2 separate regions of the Mus musculus genome follow, and region 2 is linked to region 1. Evidence: chromatin loops called from intact Hi-C (ENCODE). Cell type or tissue: heart. All regions are shown on one strand. Links, peaks and the distances in the headings refer to the core of each region. The heading gives the core; the rest is flanking DNA.

Region 1 (10,377 bases), core at 1,139-9,138:
CAATTACCTACAACAAAGCTAACAATTAGCGTTTTCCCACCTCTGCATAAACAAAGTGAAAAATAATGGGAGTAATTATTTTTTTATTGTTCATACCATTTTAATTTTTGTACAGCAGTTTATAAAGCATGATTACTGGCCATATAAAATTTCTGAAAACAGAGAATTACAAGTCATCTAAATCAGCGGAAATCCTGAAACTAATACATTTTAAATTGTATACCTAAGTACATACACACACACACACACACACACACACACACATATATATATATATACACATACACACACACACACACATCTTAAAACAGTTCCGTCTGTAGGGTATGGTGGTTCACACCTGCAATTGTAGAAGACTGAGGCAGGAGTACTGCTTTGAGTTCAAGGCCAGCCTAGTCTATATAATGAGCTCTAGCCCAGCCTCAACTACACAAAGTGAGATTCTGTCTCAAAAAAAAAATGTATGTATGCATATATGTGTATATATGTATAGTGTTTATATATGTGTATACATTCATATATGTGTGTGTATATATAGACATATGTATGTATAAATGCATGTATATATGCTATGTTTATTAACACAGTAAATCCCCTAAGTATGAGGTAGAAGTACTTCCCAACAGCTGTGACAGAATCAGTCTGAAATGATATACATTTGACTATTAGCAAGTAGTAAGGTTTAGAATTCCGTATAAATTACGAAGATCCTATGTCTCTCCGGTTTGCTTTGTTGTTGTTCTTGACTTTGTGTCTACTGTTAAGTTTGACTTTTACCAATTTTTACTTCCTTAAGATTGTGCCAACACGTAGTTAAAATTTCACAGATTATAAAAGCCAAATTCTGGGGCTGGAGAGAATGGCTCAGCGCTTAAGAGCACTGACTGCTCTCCCAAAGGTCATGAGTTCAATTCCCAGCAACCACATGGTGGTTCACAACCATCTGTAATTGGATCTAATGCCCTTTTCTTGTGTGTCTAAAGACAGTGACAGTATACTCATATATACATAAAATATATAAATAAATAAATCTTTAAAAAAATAAATAAAATGAAAGTCGAAGTCTAACATTTTTAGCTCTATCCCATTAAACAATTTAATGACCGATTCAAAGGAACTTTAGACTTCTGTATAAATGTGTATTAATTAGATATTATGAGGTAGTTAAATTAATGGGTCTACTGTCTTAGGATATTGCCAGAACCAACACTGTGAAAGCTCCCTGCAGTTGCTGGGGTGATGCATGCCTTTAATCTGAGCACTAGGAGGCAGAGGCAGGCAGGCAGACCTCTCTATGAGTGCAAGGTCAACCTGGTCTAGATAGTCAATTCCCTCCAGGCTAGACAAAGCTACACAATCAGAACTGCACTAAATAAATAAACAAATAACTGACGAAGTAGTAAGTACAAAATAATATGGAGCACCTTAGTGTATAAGTGTAAGCATTAAATCATAGTGAGAATAAGATAATTAGGAAAGGCTTCCCTAGGGAAATGATTACTAAATCAATTAATATCATTTTAATTTTAGGAGTCACAACAAAAATGAAAAGAAGAAAATCTTCAATATATTTTAAGCTAAAGGCTAAGTTTGGGAGTTAGACACATCTAGGATAGATAGTAAAACATTAATTTACATTCAACATAACAGGAAATAGCACTATAAGGATTTGAATAACAGGAGAATGTGAATAAAATGCTAACTGGTAGATCTCTCTCTCTCTCTCTCTCTCTGTGGTGTGGGGGACACGCACTCTCTTGTGTACATATACAAGTTGTTTGTGGGTGCCTCTAGCTGTGAGCTGCCTGAGATAGGTGCTGAGAACTGAACCCGTGTCCTCTGCAAGAGCAGCAAGCACTCTTAACCACCGAGCCACTTTCCTCAGCAACAAAAGATGTTTTCATCCATACCTAAATGTACGGACATAATACTAACTAAGCATGTCTCGGTCACCCAAAGGTAGGATCGTCAAACTCTTCCTTAGTGTGGCTAAACGAGTATTCCTATAGCGGGTGACAGGCTAGGCTCGTCTGCTAGGAGAAATTTAGAAAGCACTGTTGACTTTAGCATCCCCTTGGAGTCAGGTCATCTCAACATTAAAAAATTAAATTAAATTAAGAATTCTGTCCTAATAACAAAGACAGGGGACTTTTGAGTATATAGCAGATGATGTTAATGCCACAGGCATCACGCTGACCCCAGGGCTGAGTAAGTAAAGTTCCTTCTATTGATTGTCCCAAGATGACCCAGATTTGTAATCCAACTTGATACACTGCAGGTAAAATGTGTGCACACATTAAGACTGTACTTTTCTACCTTTGGTGTAAGATCTTTGTGACAGTATCGTTTCTACAGTGGGTATCAACTGTTACAGGTTAGCAGGAGACTCCAAACCCAGTAAAGTATGCCTTTGCTATGGGATGGGATGGGCTGGCCTGTCTACCCACTCTTAACAAACATTTCAACCTTGACTTAAGAAAATCAAACAGGTTCTGCTACTCGTGTGATCTTGTCAAGGCGACCCATGATTTCGTCATAAGTCAGGACAGGCAGGTAACACGTGAGAGCCACAAGTGGCTTTGTCACACCAAAGTTTACCTTTGTTCTAGTGAAAATAGTCCTCGACCTACAGGATAATAAAATAGGAAGAAAAAAAATTCAAACTAGCAATTACATTGATTTTGAAGGAAAAATAAGTAGGAAACTTAAAATGTTTACACTACATAGCTATAAATAATCAAATAAAGATTTGTAGAAGTCACTACAAAAAAATTACAAACTCGCCGGGCGTGGTGGCGCACGCCTTTAATCCCAGCACTCGGGAGGCAGAGGCAGGCGGATTTCTGAGTTCGAGGCCAGCTTGGTCTACAGAGTGAGTTCCAGGACAGCCAGGGCTACACAGAGAAACCCTGTCTCGAAAAACCAAAAAAAAAAAAAAAAAAAAAAGAGTCATAAAAAAATTACAAACTCAAACTAGCTATAATGCGCAAAATAATCACACGTGTTTAAGTTATTAATAATGAGCACAAGTCACCCATAACATGACTAGAGAGAAATGCTGAGGTACACTTCTTAACGAAAAAGGAGGTTCACTAAAGTGATACCCTAAAAGACTTAACAGGCCTCCATGCTGACACTCATGTCACTCTCCACATACTGAAGAAATAGGAAATCAGATATGCACACACGTGCATGCACATATGTGCGTACGTGCGTGCACGCACGCACACACACACACACACACACACACACACACCATTCTAACAACCACCCACACTATAAAATAAGACCTAGTTACTTACAAAAGCAAACTGATCATTTCTAAAATGTTCTCATTTAGGGGAGATCTTGGGTATAGGGTGGGAGGAGAGATATCACAGCATGAGAAAAGGGAACTCTGATCTGGGGCATACATTGAATTTCCTTGTAATAAGAAAAGAAAAAAAGAGGACTGGTTTAAAAAAAAATAATAACTTTCCAAAAGTCAGAATTTAGAAAGGAAAATAAATGAATAAATAAAATAAATGACTGTACCGCCGTATCATGTAAGTTTTCCCACCTAGGCATGCACGTAGGGTTCAACAAGAAACCACCCACACCATACAACCAATGTCATCCCAGAAGCCAAGAGGCCCTGGAGCCCCCACATCTTGTGGATGGGATCCCAGGCACTCAGAGGCCATCTCTGTTCAAGGCAGGACCGGTAGGACCACTTGTCTCCACAGCAGCCTCCGGTCATTGCCAGTCCAGTCACCTGGACCGGGAAGGCACGTCGCGGCTGAGCTGGCCGCCCGCCTGCCACCCTCACGGAAAACGCTCGATTCCCACACTGGTCCACACTGCCCTTCCCGGGATGGGAAAGGGGCAGACAAAGAAGAGCGGACCACAAGTTACATCGCTCCCCGGGGTCCAGCATCGGGATGCTGAGAGGCGAGGGCGCCGGCTCCGCAGTGGCCTCCCGGGTGGGACGGTCCCCTCGGTGGCACGCAGGTCCCCGCGGCCCAGCGGCCGGCTGCGGGCACAGGGCGGCTCTCGGGGCCGCGGGGCTCACCTTGTTGAGATGCGGGTCCCGCGTCAGCAGGTAGCCGCGCTGGTGGGTGTGTCGGCGGCGGGGGGCTCGGGGCTCCATGGCTGGCACGGTGGCGGGGCGGACGCGGAGTGCGGCGGGCGGCGGCCGTGCGACGGAAGGCCCCGCGGCCGGGGGCGGGCGTGGGTGGCGAGAGGGGGTGGCGAGGCGGGAGGAGCCCGCGCCTAGCCGCCGCCGCCGCGGCCGGGCGGCCCGCGAGAAGCGCTGAGTCACGGCGGCATCGGCCGAGCCGCCGTGCGAGGGGGCGGGGGCGGGGCTCCGGCCAGGCTGGTGAACGCCAAGCGAGAGACCTGGGCCCCGACGGGTGAGGGGCGGGCCGCCTCGCTTCCTCGGCTCGTCCACTGTCCTCCCCTAACCCCAACGTCCTGGGTGCCAGCCATGCCCCCGGGGCCTGATGCAGGAGGGGGATCAACTTTGACCCAGAAAGTCCAGGCCTCGATGGCACTGGGCGAGAGGGCGACTCCCCGCCTGTATCTGAATAGCATAGGAGGGGAATTTCTTTTGAACGCGATAAGAGAAGAGGTGTTAAGAGTACACGGGTCCAGTGATCAGACCTATTGAGCTTAAGAAGGACTCCCCTGAGCGTTCTGGAAACCAAGATGTTCATTTTTGCAAGACTATATGGTTTCTTCTTTGAGGAAAGAGGGTGAGAATAAAAGGTCTTCCAGTATTCAAACCCTGTGGTTGCATTATTGATATTTCTACTTAAAGATTAAAGGACTGGAGAAGTAAGTCCCATGCCACTCAGGGATGTCTGATTAAAACAGAACAGAACAATCAAGCAGCCTTCAGACACCAAAGCCTTTTCTTTTTAGTGTAATCGCATGGCCAGATTCTATGGTATTCGCCTAAACACTGAGGAATGGTTATGGGGTTATATATTGCCTAGATACCTGTGAAATGTTTTCTAATTATTTTACTTTACTCTACCAGTACAACGATAGCTTTTAGGCTATGCTTGAATTCAGAAGTTTCTTTGGCCTGGCTTTTAAATTATCTAGACTCAGTTATTTTATAGAAAGCATTATATTAGCATTGCACAGTTCTTCAAAAACATTTCTTGTACTTAACATGACACCTTTCATTGTGAGTTTTACAACCCATAAATAATTTACCTCATAACATCTGAGAAAGGGGTATACTTTACAAAACTCCCTCTCCTAAATTAGATGAGGCGCATTGCAATTATAATGCTTTGTGTGAGTCAAAAACAGTTTAACAGCAGACCTGGAAGATACAAATTTCCAGGAGAAACCAATTCCAACAGTTTTAGTAGAATGAAGCTTTTATGACTTAAATTTAGAGATGTTGCTTGTCCATTGCTGTGGGACTTAAGGTCTATAGCAAGGATCGCCAATATAGAACAAGCCCAAGGAGCATGTGACCTCTCCCTCCAAGCCAACATTTCAGGAACTCCAGGACCTGTAAAGCTGCTTCCTTTTCCTTGTCTGTTTACTTGTTCTCTGACAGCGCCAGTCATCTTGGATGGTGAGCAGCCCAAGGAGCTATTTTGTATAGTCATACACACTTCCAAAAAAAAGTCTAAAAAGAACCTATTTCCCAAATATTGACTAGAGCACAAACTTTTCAGTCTTTTTAATCATTTGTAGAATTAGATTTTATTGCCAAGAACACAGAAAAACAAGTATATAGATTAAAAACAATCAACCTCCTTTGCTTTCATTACCTTGTAAGAAACTGGGGTTTCAATGCCACCCTGTAAATGATTGATAATGTAAAGAATGTTAAAAGGGGGCAGTGGTGGAGCACGCCTTAAATCCCAGCAGTCGGGAGGCAGAGGCAGTCAGATTTCTGAGTTCTCTGAGTTCAAGGCCAGCCTGGTCTACAAAGTGAGTTCCAGGACAACCAGGGCTACACAGAGAAATCCTGTCTCGAAAAACAAAAAAAAAACAAAACAAAACAAAACAAAAAAAAGGGGGGGGGGAGGTGCTAAAGAGTTCAGCAGTTAAAAACACTTGATGCTCTGCTGCAGAGGACCCAAGTCCAGGTCCCAAGGCCCAAGCGGTATGGCTTACAACTACCTGTACATCTAGCTCCAGGGGATCTGACGCCCTCTTTTGGCTTCCTCAGACACTGGAGTGCACACACACACACACACACACACACACACACACACACACACACACACAGATAAACACTTATATGCAGAAAATAAATCTTGAAAAACAAAAGGCATGTTGAAATAGAGGCTAGAGATGTGGCTCCTTGGGAAAGCACTTGTTTTAAACATGAGTGAGCTTCTTGGTTTGACCTCGTGTACTGAATATACAGACCATATACTAACCTTCAGATAGGGTTACCAGCACATGAACATTAGCTTGAAAGGGTAGTCAATATGCAAGAAAAGATATAGATAATCACATCATCTAAACTGTGGAAAAGAATAGAGTGTATTTCAGCAATTAGCAAGTCTCTTTCTTTTGTTTGTTTGTTTGGTGGCAGCAATTAGCAATAGCTTGTTTGTGGCAGCAATTAGCAATAGTCTGTTTGTTTGTTTTGTGGTTTTTGTTTGGTTGTTTGGTTGATTGGTTGGTAGGTTTAGTTTTTGTTTTTCCAACATAGGGTTTCCTCTATGTAGCCCTGGCTGTACTAGAACTCTCTGAAAACCAGGCTAGCCTCAAACTCAGAGATCTGCCTGCCTCTGCCCCCCAAGTGCTAGGATTAAAGACACATACCACTGGCCAGCTATTTAATTATTAAATATGCTTTTAATAATTTTTAACACAATATTTTCTGTCTAAGTACTTAAAAATATCTCTGGTGGAAGCATTTTTAGGGGTAACTAAAAAATTCCCACCAATAATGCCTCACTTTGCTTTGTGTACAGACACATAGACACACACACACACATATATATATAACTTGTCCCCCACTGAGGCAGCCCTAGAAATATTCCATCAACATGGAATGGGAAACTACTGGTTCAGATATGTAAATAGCTGACATGCTTGTACAAAATGCATTAAAACTGTTAGTTCAGAATCCAAACTCTGCAATCAGATTTCCTTGGCTTATTCTAGCTTATTCATCCCCAACTCTTTTGTGCCCTACCTGTCCCCTTGGGATGACTTACTTTCCTCAATAATAAGAACTGTGCATTTGTCAACTGAAAATAAACCAGGCAGTTGCTTCAGTTGCCTAATTTCTCTCTCTCTCCTTCTCTCTCTCTCTCTCTCTCTCTCTCTCAAATCAAAGGAGAGTGGGAACACAGTGGTGTATATGCGTCATGTCCCTCCCCACCCCAGCCCCTCCAGCCCCACTGCTGTATGTATGTATGTATGTATGTATGTATGTATGTATGTATGTATATGAAGCTCAATATGTAGTTGCGTTTCCCTCTTTTGGGTTGGCAGATTGGGAGTGGAACAGAGGGGCCCTGGAAAAAACTGCCTTCATGATCATGGTATTTCCCCTGCCAGGTAAGTCTTTACTCTAACTTTTAAAAAGAAAACATCATCTGCCACTGCAATGAGAAAATTAATTTGGGTGTTATGTATGTTTTCTTTGTTTCTCCAATAGAGCAATCTCCCTGAGTAGCCCCAGTTGGCCTGGATTTGTGATTCTTCTGCCTCCACCTCTCAAGTATTGGGATTACAGGTGTATACCACCATGCCTGGCTTCTAAATATGTTTTAAGAATACCAATTTTACTTAAAGTTTTAGGAGTTAGAGCGCTTCATGTTATAAAGCAGGATTAACTGAGTTAGTAAGGTTAAATATTAACCTTGTATAATTAATAATATTATGCTCAATTCTTCTGTTTGTATTAAATTCTCTCTTATAATAAACTAAGTGGTTTTGGAAAAATGGCATCCTATTTTTTAAATTGGAGGAGAAAGGTTCTTGGAAAAGATCTGGGGAACGTTATTTTGGTTTGGTTTGGTTTGGTTTGGCTTGGTTTTACCAGTTATCACCTAGCTTCTCCAGCATGTAATTTATCTATCTAGGTCTAAGGTCATCTATCTATGAACTGTATGTTAAAGTTTGCCTTTCTCATTGCCTTCTCTAGGTTGAAGAGCATGAGAGCTGTTCTGTCTACAGGAATGAGAAAGTATGTCTCTCTTCAGTATGGAAGAGTGATAAAGCACATAAGAGTATCCCAGTAGCATACAGAACACGCTTTATCGCTATGTAACACGATTTAAACAGCAGTCATCCCATGCTCTCCTGTGGTTTCTGTGCATGTCTAATTGGAGAATGGCCTGGCTTCTTTCTGTTGGCCCCAGGTTTCTCACATGGCTACAGTGAGAATGGTTGGCATGCCTGTACAGTCTCAGCTACTCGGAAGGCAGGACTATTTGAGGCAGGAGTTATCAAGCCAACCCCAGGAACATAGTGAGAAAGAGCTTCTTTCGAGAAAGAGAGGAAAGAAGAGAGAAGAGGAGGAGGTTCATATTAAATGAACCATTGCACACTGCTCTGCGATATGCCTTAAGTATCATAGTTAGATTACTAAATTATGCTAGTTTTATATAAGGTTAACAAGAAACCATGAAAGAATTACATATTTGAAACAAAAGATGTCTGGGGTACCGTGCATGACTTAGCTGTGACAACAGTATAATAATTAACAATATTAAAAGTAATGCCAGAAACTGAATGATAATAGGTAGAGAACTTTTTTTTTAATTTAGAAAAATATGCCCCAAGAATTTTAACAGTATATTTCATTTTATAATTCTTCGATGTTTAAGGCTCACATGAAAGGTATACGTTATTTTATATGCAGGAAAAACATCTGTAGCATACTTGGTGCTGGAGATTTGGTCAATGTATTCTTCTGTAAGGTTTTAGGGACCACAGCCCTGCCTTTCTCTTTTCTGAGATGGCTGAGATTGTGGATCAGCAGTAGGTTTCATCAGCATCTGGGCAGTGAAAACTCCTGACAGCTTGGCTGCAGGCAGTAAACCCAGGCACATAAAGTTAGCCTAAGATGGACTGGATACATTTCATAATGGCTTTCTGTGCCAAATACCTGTAAGGAGAACCACCCTGCTCTCCTTACTGTGAAGTGGTAACTAGATTAAAAACAAACACAAATGATCTCAAGATTAAAAAAAAATTGAAGCTAAAGAACGTTGTAAAAGTGTTAAACTTTTCAAAATAAATAATATAGATCAAACTTACCATTTAACCTTGACTCATCTAAGAAACAGATTATCATGTGGCTTAATTAATTAACATACAACTGACGTTCAAATACAACAGGATGTTCATCTCTAAGTAATCATTATGTTTAGATTTTTACTTCTCAGTATCTCTGTATTCTGAATATTTTAACATTAGAGAAATCCCACATACAATTTATTTTCAAATCAAGGTTTCAAAAAACACAAAAACTTACTAAAGTTTTAGAATTTCTTCTTGGAACAAGAAACAAATTGTTATCTTTAAACTGGCACTCTTTATCATACTGTTGACCTATTTGCCTTTTTATTTCAAGAAGTTTTTTGTCTTAATAATCAGGAAAAAAATTCATGGACAGAAGAGTCTTATTAAATTACTTTATTTGGTTTGAATAATCTTAATAGGCAGAATATTTTCTCTTTTGGAAGCCAACTCATAACGTAAACATCATTAACTCAGAGCCCAGGGGTTATGTCTAGTGGTTAGCATCCGGGGGCCTACAGGAATAGAAGTAAGCCAGGATTTAGCACCAGCCCTCCTCTGTAATGCCACGGAAAGCTGGCTTAGCTCTCCAGTGCAGTCCTAAGCAGGCTCTGTGGTGTGACTGACTGCAGAGCTCCAGACCTGCTGGCTTCTGGCAGGGGCCGTGTGTTGAAGAAAGTTGTCCTGGGAAAGTTGTACAAGAGATTCATTCATGGTAGATGAAGAGACCTGAGAGGCTGCACGTAGGCCAGAGCAGAAATGTGGAGTGTTAAAGTAAGTTTTGTCATAGTGAAAACCACAGGGTCAAGCTATTCTTTTGAAGACAAACTTTTTGAAGTGGAACTTAGAAAATCTTTAGACAGGGACAAAAAAAAGTTAATTTTAATTGTTAAGACAGTTATTAAGTTACTTTGTGGTTTTGAAATAACCAGGCTTGGGTCCTTGTTTTCCCTAAGAATTCATTTAATCTTTCAAGACTTCCCAAGAAGCCTGGAATTTAAACAGATAGAGAAGTCTTTATGTGTAATTGTTTACAGCCAGCCTATTTATACTGAGATTTGAAGATATGTATTCTTTGCCTGATGCCAGAAAAACCGGGAGTGGGTCATACCTACCCTGAGCTCCCTCCCTCTCCTCCCCCTCTCACCACACCCAGCAGGC
Region 2 (10,377 bases), core at 1,418-9,417, 51 kb before region 1:
CCTCAGAAAACTGGACATAGTACTATTGAAGGATCCCACAATACCTCTCCTGGACATATATCCAGAAGATGTTCCAAATGGTAATAAGGACACATGCTCCACTATGTTCATAGCAGCCTTATTTATAATAGCCAGAAGCTGGAAAGAACCCAGATATCCCTCAACAGAGGAATGTTGAGGAATGGATACAGAAAATGTGGTATATTTACACAATGGAATACTACTCAGCTATTAAAAAGAATGAATTTATGAAATTCCTAGGCAAATGGATGGACCTGGAGGGTATCATCCTGAGTGAGGTAACCCAATCACAAAAGAACTCACATGATATGTATTCACTGATAAGTGGATATTAGCCCAGAAACTTAGAATACCCAAGATACAAGTTGCAAAACACATGAAACTCAAGAAGAACGAAGACCAAAGTGTAGTCACTTTGCTCCTTCTTAGAATTGGGACCAAACACCCATGGAAGGAGTTACAGAGACAAAGTTTGGAGCTGAGACGAAAGGATGGACCATCTAGAGACTGTGGCGCCCAGGGATCTATCCCATAATCAGCCTCCAAACGCAGACACCATTGCATATGCCAGATTTTGCTGAAAGGACTCTGATATAGCTGTCTCTTGTGAAGCTATGCCGTGCCTGGCAAACACAGAAGTGGATGCTCACAGTCAGCTATTGGATGGAACATGGAGCCCCCAATGGAGGAGCTAGAGAAAGTACCAAAGGAGCTAAAGGGGTCTGCAACCCTATAGGTGGAACAACATTATGAACTAACCATTACCCCCACAGCTCCTGTCTCTAGCTGCATACGTATCAGAAGATGGCCTAGTCGGCCATCATTGGGAAGAGAGGCCCCTTGGTCTTGCAAACTTTATATGCCCCAGAACAGGGGAACACCAGGGCCAAGAAGTTGGAGTGCATGGGTAGGGGAGTGGGGGACGAGGGTATGGGGGACTTTTGGGATAGCATTAAAAATGTAAATGAAGAAAATGTCTAATAAAAAATAATTAACATGCAAAAAAGAGAATTACTGGGGTCAAGAGATAAAACTGTTGAACAGGCAAATCTATTTTTTAAGCATTGATTTATTTTTACTTTAAGTACATTAGTGTTTTTGCCTTCATGTGTGTGAAGGTGCTGGATCCCTTGAACTGGAGTTGCAGATAGTTGTGAGCTGCTATGTGGGTGCTGGGAAGTGAATCTGAGTCCTCTGGAAGAGCAGCAGCCAGTGCTCTTAACCACTGAGCCATCTCTCCAACAGCGACTAAGCAAGTATTAAAGTAGATATGTGCTACACTATTAAAGAAGCTGAGTTCAGTCACGGCAACAGAAACCTGAAATGATACCCAGATTGCTCACTGTTATCCCAGGGATCACCTAAGCCACAGAGGAACACTTCGCCACAGACCATGGCCTATTCTTTTTTCCCAGGATGACCTATGTCCAATTACCTGATACAGACACATTCAGGATTGGCCAGGACAGGCCAGAGAGCGACAATAGTAGAGGCAGTCATGCCTGAAGAACCACTCAACATCCTCTGCTCAATCCTGTGGCTTGTGTCTTTCTTCCCTGGGAGTTACTCACAAGAGCACTTCTGAAAGAATCCTTAAACGCTGAGCCTCATTTCAGAACATGCCTCCTGGGTAACCTAGTCCACGACATCTGCTGTCAGGACGGGTCTGCAAAAGCAGGCGTTAAAATGGGTCCTATGACCTAAGTCAGTCCACAAGGATTCCCTGGCAGTAATTAGATCTCAATACACAAGGTGGCAGCCCAACTATTATAATTCTCTCCGGAGGTGACCCGCTCGGTATATCAGTAAAAGAGAATGTTGACTGGAGTGCTGTTTCAGAGTTTTTGAGAAAGCACACGAAGAGGGTAACAGTAAAAGAACACAAGACTTGTTGGCAAATAACCATCAACATGAGGGCCAAAGGCCTCGCTTGTACAAACAGACTTATAGATTCCATAGAGCCGTTAGCAGAAGACCCTGGTGGCAAGAACAGGGTGTATACACACCAGTGAGCCTCCAAGATGCCCAAGCCACTCACATTTGCTCCATTAGAATCTGGTAGAGTGAGCGGATACTTGCTACATGGAGAGGGATACTTGGCTTGATCGTCCCAAATTTTAAATCCTCAGAGTCGACACCGTTTTACGACTGAACAGAAGTCTTTTTTCTCCTCTCACCATTAATGAAGTCAGTCTTCTGTCAGGAGACGGTATACACCTTCATCTCCTTCAGACCCCACTGGGGCCCATAACAGCATCTACCACATCAGAAGCCACGTGGGCCATGCTGGAGCCTATGAAGGAAGAGAGCTTCTATATCCCAGAGGAACAGATGTAGGTAGCTTGTGTTAGCCAAGAGCAGTCCAAGTGAGCTTAATTATGAGGGTTTTTCATCAGATCCTGGACCCGAATGTTAGGTAGTGATTTTCAGACAGTTTCTTAAGATGCAGAATTTAACAAATGCCAAGAATCCCCAGAGATGACACAAAGTGACTATTAAAATAATTGCTAGGTACCTACCCAAACCAATGGCTCATACTAAGTAAGGCTGGCTTCTAGAAACATTGCCATGGATGGGAGAAGCAAGAATTTCTGGGCTCAGAGAAGGGCATTCTAGGATATACAAACTATATATAGTGCCTCCCTCCCCCCCCCCCAAAAAAAAATCAGGTGACTATCTTCTAAAACAATGACAAAAAGCCACATAGAATATGCTGGTGCGAAGCCTCCAAATCACTGAAAAGCTTATTTCCGGATCTCAAAAGACCAGGATGGACAGAAGACAACGGTGATACATAGCCAGGCTTATTGATAAGCTGTAAGAGGGGTGACAGGCCTCCAGAAGGAAGCCTAATGGGTGCAGCTGTCCTTAGAGGGGCAACAGCAATGTATGTGAGACAATGGCCCACAGTCATGAGAGAGAATAGAGACAGCTTTTCCTAGCCTGTCACTCAGTGTTTGCTACCAAAAGAAATCAAAGACAAACAGCTACACAATTGAAAGCAGTTAACGCAATACAGTTGCAATTGCCTGTACAATTTCCAAACTTGAGCTAATCTTTTACCCAGAATTCAGAGAGAAGAGGCCTAGTTTCCAGAAGGCAAGACTTCGCAATACATTGGCAAGGATACTCGGCAATAATTCTCCCAGCTCTTCAGAGGAATCTACAACGCTTACTCAGGTAGCTAGCTACACTGGGGAAAAGGGCTCAGATGTTTAGAGGATTCTGTGCACAGAGTCTACAGTGATATCTGGAGACTTGAAACATCAAGCAGTTGCTCCCGCTCCTCCCCTTGACAGAAGCAATGTGAAGGGCAGTGGTAAGTGGGGCCCCAACCAGGTGCTCTAGAAGTCTCAATGACACCACAAATCTATACTGTGTGCGATTTCTCAACTGAGATATTCTAATTTCATACTTACTGAGTGTGTTACAATATCTTCAGGTCTTTGGTCTACACAATAAGAGCTATCACAGGGCAAACAAAGATGATGTCATACCACCTCATCATCCACCCCATCTGTACCAATATAGTAAGTTAAAACCCCACAACAGTTTTGGTGGTTGGAACTAGGCATAAACTAATGGATGCTAACAAACTCAGTAGTGCAAGGAGTGGTCCCAACTGCATTACACGAGTGTGCGGGCCCACGCTGAGGCACAGCTCTGCCTCTGTCTGCTCGAGTTCCTCCTTCTCCCTCCTACAAGGTTGTTCCCAATAGCACTTAATATATTCCATCTCAGAAACTCCAACTGCAAAAGTCACTCATCAATCATGAATTTAAGTCATATGTCCTTTTAAAATGAATTTCTCTTTATTACCCTAACGGGATAATGCTTGGTTTTACTCCTAGTCAGCTTCTAAAGGAGCAATATCAAAACAATATATTTTGAAGTCTCTGCTATTTTTCTCTAGGAAGGGCCTAGGAGGACAACTCCTCCTTTCCACCATTTTCGTTTCTGAGCAGAGTCTCACTGTATAACGCAGGCTAAATTAGAGCTCACAGTAGTCCTCCTGTTTCAGTTCCCAAATTCCTAGGATCCGACACGAGCAAACATGCCTGGCTACAGAGGTTTCATGCATCAAAAGACACTGTTGAGTCTATTAATCCTCATTTTCTTTTCATATATCTTAAGCAATCTCCCAATTCAATATTTAAAATGTAAGTTGTTTTCTGATCCTGCAAGGAAAAAGACCTTCCCAACTTGGTTCTTATCTCCAATTCTCCAGGAAGTTGTTCATGGTTTCCATAAGGATTTTGCATCATCATTGAGTGCTTAGAACAGGCTTTATAATTTCCTGTAAATATCATGAATTTGTCTTCTTTAGGTCGATTTTAACTCACAAACTGGCAGTGAAGCAACCCACATTGCCAGTGTCAGTTCCTTCTCTGTCAGGGGCTTCGTGGCACTACTGAGCCAACTTCTTGATGGTGCTCTTATTTAGAAAGTTGATAATCACAAGTTTAAGTTTTTTTTATGATAAAACCTTTAAAATTATATGTGAATTACAAGTATAAATAAATGAATGGCATCATATAATTTTGAGCTTAAAGTTTCACAACTCATATTTTCTCTATGAGTAAATATATCTTAATGTATAAGTAGGATAATAACAAAGTAATCAAACATGTTCTTTTTAAATTAGTCCATAGTGATCTAAAAGTATACTCTGAATTAAATCCCATGACAAACAATTTGAGATATTTAAATTCTGTGCAAATTGATGAAGAAACTGCCTTTCTCTTGGTTATGACTTTAAATTATAAGAAACAAAAGAATATCTTAGTTACATGAAATACCAGTGATAAAGTTACTCACAAACAAAACAATAAAGCACAACCAGTAAAGTACAAATGTATTTTTAAACAATAGTGGTTTTGTGGCTGCAAACTAACAAAATGAATGACTGTCAGTTGACAGAACTCCCTCAGAGTATATTATCGCAGAATCGCCTTCTTAGAGAAAAAAGTTGGAAAGTCTTAAAGTACCAGAAGGCCCACAACCCAATGCTTACTACACGATATGAAAACACAGTAGTATATTTAATAAATACTGTTGATGTAAGCAGAGATGTATGAATAGAAATTGATACCCTGGTGCTCTCCCTCCCTATTACAGCTCTGGGATCGTATAGCTCACACTCAGTCTCCACCTCTTCCTTCTCCCACCACAAAAGAGTCCAATATCAGCCACAAACATGAATGAAGACTGGATCTTACCGGCAGCCAAAAAAGAAGTGCCAAAAATGTAAAAAAGGAAAAGGCTTTCTTTTTCTATTCACTGTCATTGGCCAGTTCCCTACTTCCCATAAACATGCATTTCAGCTGGGCTCTGTGCGTTTAGTGTGGTAAAGCTGGAGACCACCGCCTATTTTCAATGGCAACAATGATGCTTCTAAGAACAATGCTCTTTTGGGAATAGGAACAGAGATGGCTTGGAGGATAGATACATGATGCTGCCATTTGGCCAGTGAAAGTTATAAGGAGGGAAAGAGAGAGGGGAGGAAAAGGAAGAGGAGGAGAGAGAGGGAAGGGGAGGAAGAAGACAGGAAGAGGGAGAGAAAGAGAATGCATTCTTAATTAGGTCTAATTATTAAAACATACTGAATCAAACGAGATATTTTCCTAGGTGTGTCATCAGGGTTTAGACTTTTGAAATTCAGCTCCAACACAGATAAATAAAGATTGCACATACTTGGAAGACGCTGCCTCCATGAACTCATCCAGGAAGGCGTCATACTCAGGGCCTCTGACTCGCCGGTGCCGCAGCCCGATGTACAGTGGATCCTTAAGTAACTCCTAGTGTTAAAATAGACGTGGACCCCAAAAAACAATTAGCAATAAGAAAGTCATTGACCTTTCACTAGTCTGTTTGATCATCTCTATAAGAGACAGAAACAAAGATAAAATCTCGACGTACTGATACATCGTAGCCCACACTCACTAGTTACTTAATACTGTAGAGAGTATATTCATACTCTTCACAAACCAAATTAAAAAATAATTACTAAATGTTAAAAGATTCTAGGTTAGTCTGGGGGAAAGAAAAGTAAAATATGGCAGTGGTTCTCATTAGAAAAGCTCCCCTCTGATTTTTTGTACGTAAAATTTATCACAGATGGAAATTATGTTAAGTTTTAAAATTTTACAATTTATGAAGGAAAAAAAAGAACAATTTTTTCATAGATTTATTTCTATTTCCAAAAAAAATTTGAAATCTTCAAACATTTTGGGTATATTTGTTATATGACTACTAACCTATTTGAGAGAATATTTTTAGCCTTGACCAAGTTTTTCTTATGCTTTTTAAACTTTCTAGTTTCCTACTTCTTTTTTTTTAACATATTTATTTTCATATACAGCATTCTGCCTGCATGTATGCCTGCAGGCCAGAAGAGGGCGTCAGATCTCATTATAGATGGTTATGAGCCCTCATGTGGTTGCTGCATATTGAATTCAGGACCTTTGGAAGAGCAGACAGTGCTCTTAACCTCTGAGCCATCTCTCCTGCCCTAGTTTCCTATTTCTTAAAGAGACAGACCTGAGATACCATTATTCTACTCAAGTATTGGCATAAATAACCCTTAACATTATTTTAATAGATCAATTTTTAAATTGAAGTATAACGTAGATAGTGTAAAACATGCCCATTAGTAGCAGAGTTCTCAGTAAATTAAGAATATCTGTGAAAAAACATAGCTAATGGAATGTTTTACAGTGAAAGACTAAATTATGTTCAGATTCCAGAGTAAGAATATCCATCCTTATCACTTTTCTTCATCATTGCACCAGCAACACTAGCCATTACAATAAAGCAGGAAAAAGACAAGCACACAGACTGGAAAGGGAAGAACTAATACTTTGTATTTGTATGTATATAATTATGAAAATAGAAAGTGCCGATATGAATGTATATAATTTAATATAGTCATAGGATATAAGAACAATATACAAAAACAAGTATATCGCTACGTATTTATAGGGGACAGTTGAAATGAAATAAAATACAACTACATTTTATAATGGCAGTCCAAAACAAAATACACAGGGAAATATTTATTAGCATATGTAGAAAACTTGAACACTAGAAACTACAAACACTGCTTTTTTTAAAAACTTCTAAATGGTTTTAAATGCAGACCGTAGACAAATTGTTATGAAAATGGAGGGTTTACCTCAGAGGGCAGAATCAACAATTCACAGAAGGGCAAGAGCCTGAGAACAACATGCTACAGAAATCCTCTGCGAGGAATCAAAACCAGGCCGCGAGCAGGGGGCTTGCTCCATGCCCACAGGGGCTTCGCTGGCTGTGGCACTTCTAGAACTGAAGGAGTCCTAGTCCTCCATTTTGACTGGGAATGACCACCCCTCCCTGTTATTGGGATGGAAATGTTAAGAGTCTGCAACGGAAACCCTTGTATTGTGTGGGTCTGATGTAAACAAGAGAAAAGTACACTTGTCCCAGCATTCAGCTTTCCTATCATCCAGAGGAAACTACAACCCACGGGGCCACTGCCGAGAGCATACCTATTGTCCTGGTGTAATTATTAATAGAACTCTCTCCTATTGCGAAATCCCCTCGTTTTGACCAATATACTTGCAATGTACTGCTTAACTAGTAAGTAAGGTTTTTTTTTTCCACTGGAAGCTAACATGTTAAGTCACATAAATGTAAAATATAAAATCTGAAGCTAAGAACTGTTGTAAAGCCCAGCTGTTTCTTAAGGCACTCTTTAAACAAGCCATTGGCAGGCTCCCGGGCAGCCGAGGTTAAACTGCCAATGAGCTACTAATGGCTGCCAATATTAAAATACATTCTCCAAGTCTGGAATATATTTAGCCTCTGAATATGAGTTTTAGGAAAGAGGGGGGCACAGCTGAGAAAAATGTGCCCTTCTCTTTTTTCTCCTATTCTTTCCCACACTGATAATTGATGGACATAACATAAAGAAGTATAACTGTGGGAGGCAGTCCAGCAGGCAAGGGTATTTTTCACTAAGCTACATGCCCTGAGTTCAATTCCTGGAACTCACAGGGTAGAAGGAAAGAGCCAACTCCCATAGGTTGTCCTCCTACACACACACACACACACACACACACACACACACACACACACACACAGAGAGAGAGAGAGAGAGAGAGAGAGAGAGAGAGAGAAATACGCAAAAAGGAGAGGAAAAATATAATAGTTGAGTTTAAGATTTATGAAAAAGACTGCTTCAAAATTAGAATGCTATATAATTTTCTTTTAACAATGTACTTGAAAGAAATTATTATAAATTTTTAATTAATAAAATTAAGATAACACTTGAAAAGGTAGCATATTTTTACAGCTTTGACAGCCAAAAATTAATTTATACAAAATGCAATTTAAAAGGGAAGCAGCCAGAGGAGAGGAGAATGACGTGGTGGGACAGTGGTGGAGGGTAACAGATGAGAAGAAGCTGTAGTGTCATATACATATGGAGACACGGTGACGGAAACTATCGCTCTCTATCCTAACTTAAAAAGAAAAAAAAGGGGGGGACTGAAGACTATTCTAGTTTACAGGCTGTCACAAAAGGAAGTGACATGAATACTTTTCATTATGAAAACCTTATTGTGACTAGCCACCCAATTTAATTTCTGATTTCCATATGCACACATACACATGGCTATCTACACACATGTACTCCACACACATAAACACAGATACACACATGCACATCACATCCATACACATGCAAAAATAAGAATACAATACTTTTGACCCCAAAGAACGAATTTGTAGGTCAGCAATGAAAATTAGATAACAGGTAGCATTCTCCAATATAATGTGATTCATTTTAAAAAGCAGATAGTGTAAAAATACAAGATAATCAGTCAACTTGACAATTCTAAGACCCACCTTCATGAAACCATCTGATTCTGAGAATTCATGCAATCTATCAAAGTAAGAATCTATTGTAGATAACAGTGGTCAAGTTTCTCTATGTCCACATAATATTGATAACCTTGCAAAAGAGGCCCAGGTGGGGACTGGGAAAATGGCTCTTTTGGTCAAGAGTACTGACTGCTCTTGAAGGGGACCTAGGTCAGTTCCCAGGACCTACGTGTGGCCCAAAACCATCTGTAACTCTGGTTCCAGGGGATCTGACACCTACTTCTAAACATGACTACCAGGCATGTGTGTGGTGCAAACATACCCATCTAAACAAAATACATATAAAATGAGTAAAAATAGATGAATCATTTTAAAGGCCCAGGTTTAAGACTGTTCAAATTATTATATACTTATTTCATAGTTTCAATAACCCCTAGAATTTTCAAGCTATATCATAGGTCTTATAGGTTTTATTTTACTTGAATTCCATATATCATCTCATCTTGTTTTAAAAACATAAAAACTAGGGCTGGGGAGATGGCTCAGTAGTTAAGAGCACTGGCTGCTCTTCCAGAGGTCCTTAGTTCAATTCCCATCAACCACATGGTAGCTCACAACCATCTGTAATGGGATCTGATGGCCTCTTCTGGCATACAGGTGTACATGCAGATAGATCACTCATACACATTAAATAAATAAATCTTTAAAAGATATATAAAAACTAAAGTAACAGTTACTTTGACATTAAGATTTTTCTCAATGTCAATATAAACATACAATTTTAAAATAATATTTTAAAACAGGCTAGGTTTGATAACTAAATCATCTCTATTAGCATTGAAAAAGAAAATGTCAGAAGTCATATTTTAAATGAAACTATTTCCTTGAATAAAGGATAAATAACATCTGTGTACAGAAGGTAAATACGATTGTTTGTATCTGACTTAAAAAGCATAACAACTGTTTGCTTAAATTACTGTCAGAAAGGCTCTAAAATAATAATGTGGAAGGAAACGGAACTGAACTCCAAATCACCTTCCCCAGGATCAATACAGACTTTGAGCATAATAAGATCTCAATACTAAGGGGATTAGGTTTAGCGAGACCTATGAAATTCGGTCCTGTACAATGTAAAGATAATTAGAAATCACAGTTTCTAAGAGTAGTTAATGTGCTTCAAATAATCGTGGCGTCAATACTTATTCAAAGGATTTGAGACCACTAAGGAGGATGAATTCTTTTACAGAGATGAGAAAAGAGCAATTTTCTTATAACTGTCGGGGGCAGAGTTGAGGGGAATTCAGTAATCTATGAAACACAATCTCAAAACGTAAAATTTGGAACCATTTTTAAAGACAGCTAGAAGTTCTGTGCACGTGAAATGTTTACCTCATTTTCTGTTCCCACATCCAAAGTGATGGGTAGACACTGTTGTGGGTTCACCCCTCCACATGCCGTGTACAGGGCCAGTTTACCCACAGGGATGCCCATCCC

The links. A loop is a pair of places that touch in the nucleus more often than their neighbours do. Peaks named below come from ENCODE experiments on the same cell type or tissue, not always from the same donor. Only the 100,000 strongest peaks of a DNase experiment are listed, where the experiment ranks them.
Region 2: it touches region 1 in a loop (2.8-fold over the local background); 3 of 42 quality-filtered maps call a loop at or near these places.

The regions. Positions count from the first base shown.
Region 1 is chr9:86,691,622-86,701,998 of GRCm38, forward strand. It overlaps Me1 (malic enzyme 1, NADP(+)-dependent, cytosolic), which reads right to left and starts at 4,293. Exons shown (of 14, transcript NM_008615.2): 1 at 4,052-4,293. The coding sequence starts at 4,129. A330041J22Rik (RIKEN cDNA A330041J22 gene) reads left to right here and starts at 3,821. Exons shown (of 3, transcript NR_045835.1): 1 at 3,821-4,081; 2 at 7,462-7,527; 3 at 8,117-9,632. In heart, for the core only: a CTCF peak has its summit at 1,256; DNase peaks (open chromatin) are centred at 3,730 and 4,450; H3K4me3 peaks cover 1,662 bases; H3K27ac peaks cover 1,223 bases.
Region 2 is chr9:86,640,596-86,650,972 of GRCm38, forward strand. Me1 (malic enzyme 1, NADP(+)-dependent, cytosolic) reads right to left here. Exons shown (of 14, transcript NM_008615.2): 5 at 10,273-10,377; 6 at 5,716-5,819. Among named protein-coding and RNA genes, the nearest start is that of A330041J22Rik, 50 kb to the right of the region's middle. In heart, for the core only: a CTCF peak has its summit at 6,403 (motif pointing right); no DNase peak of the experiment used is centred there.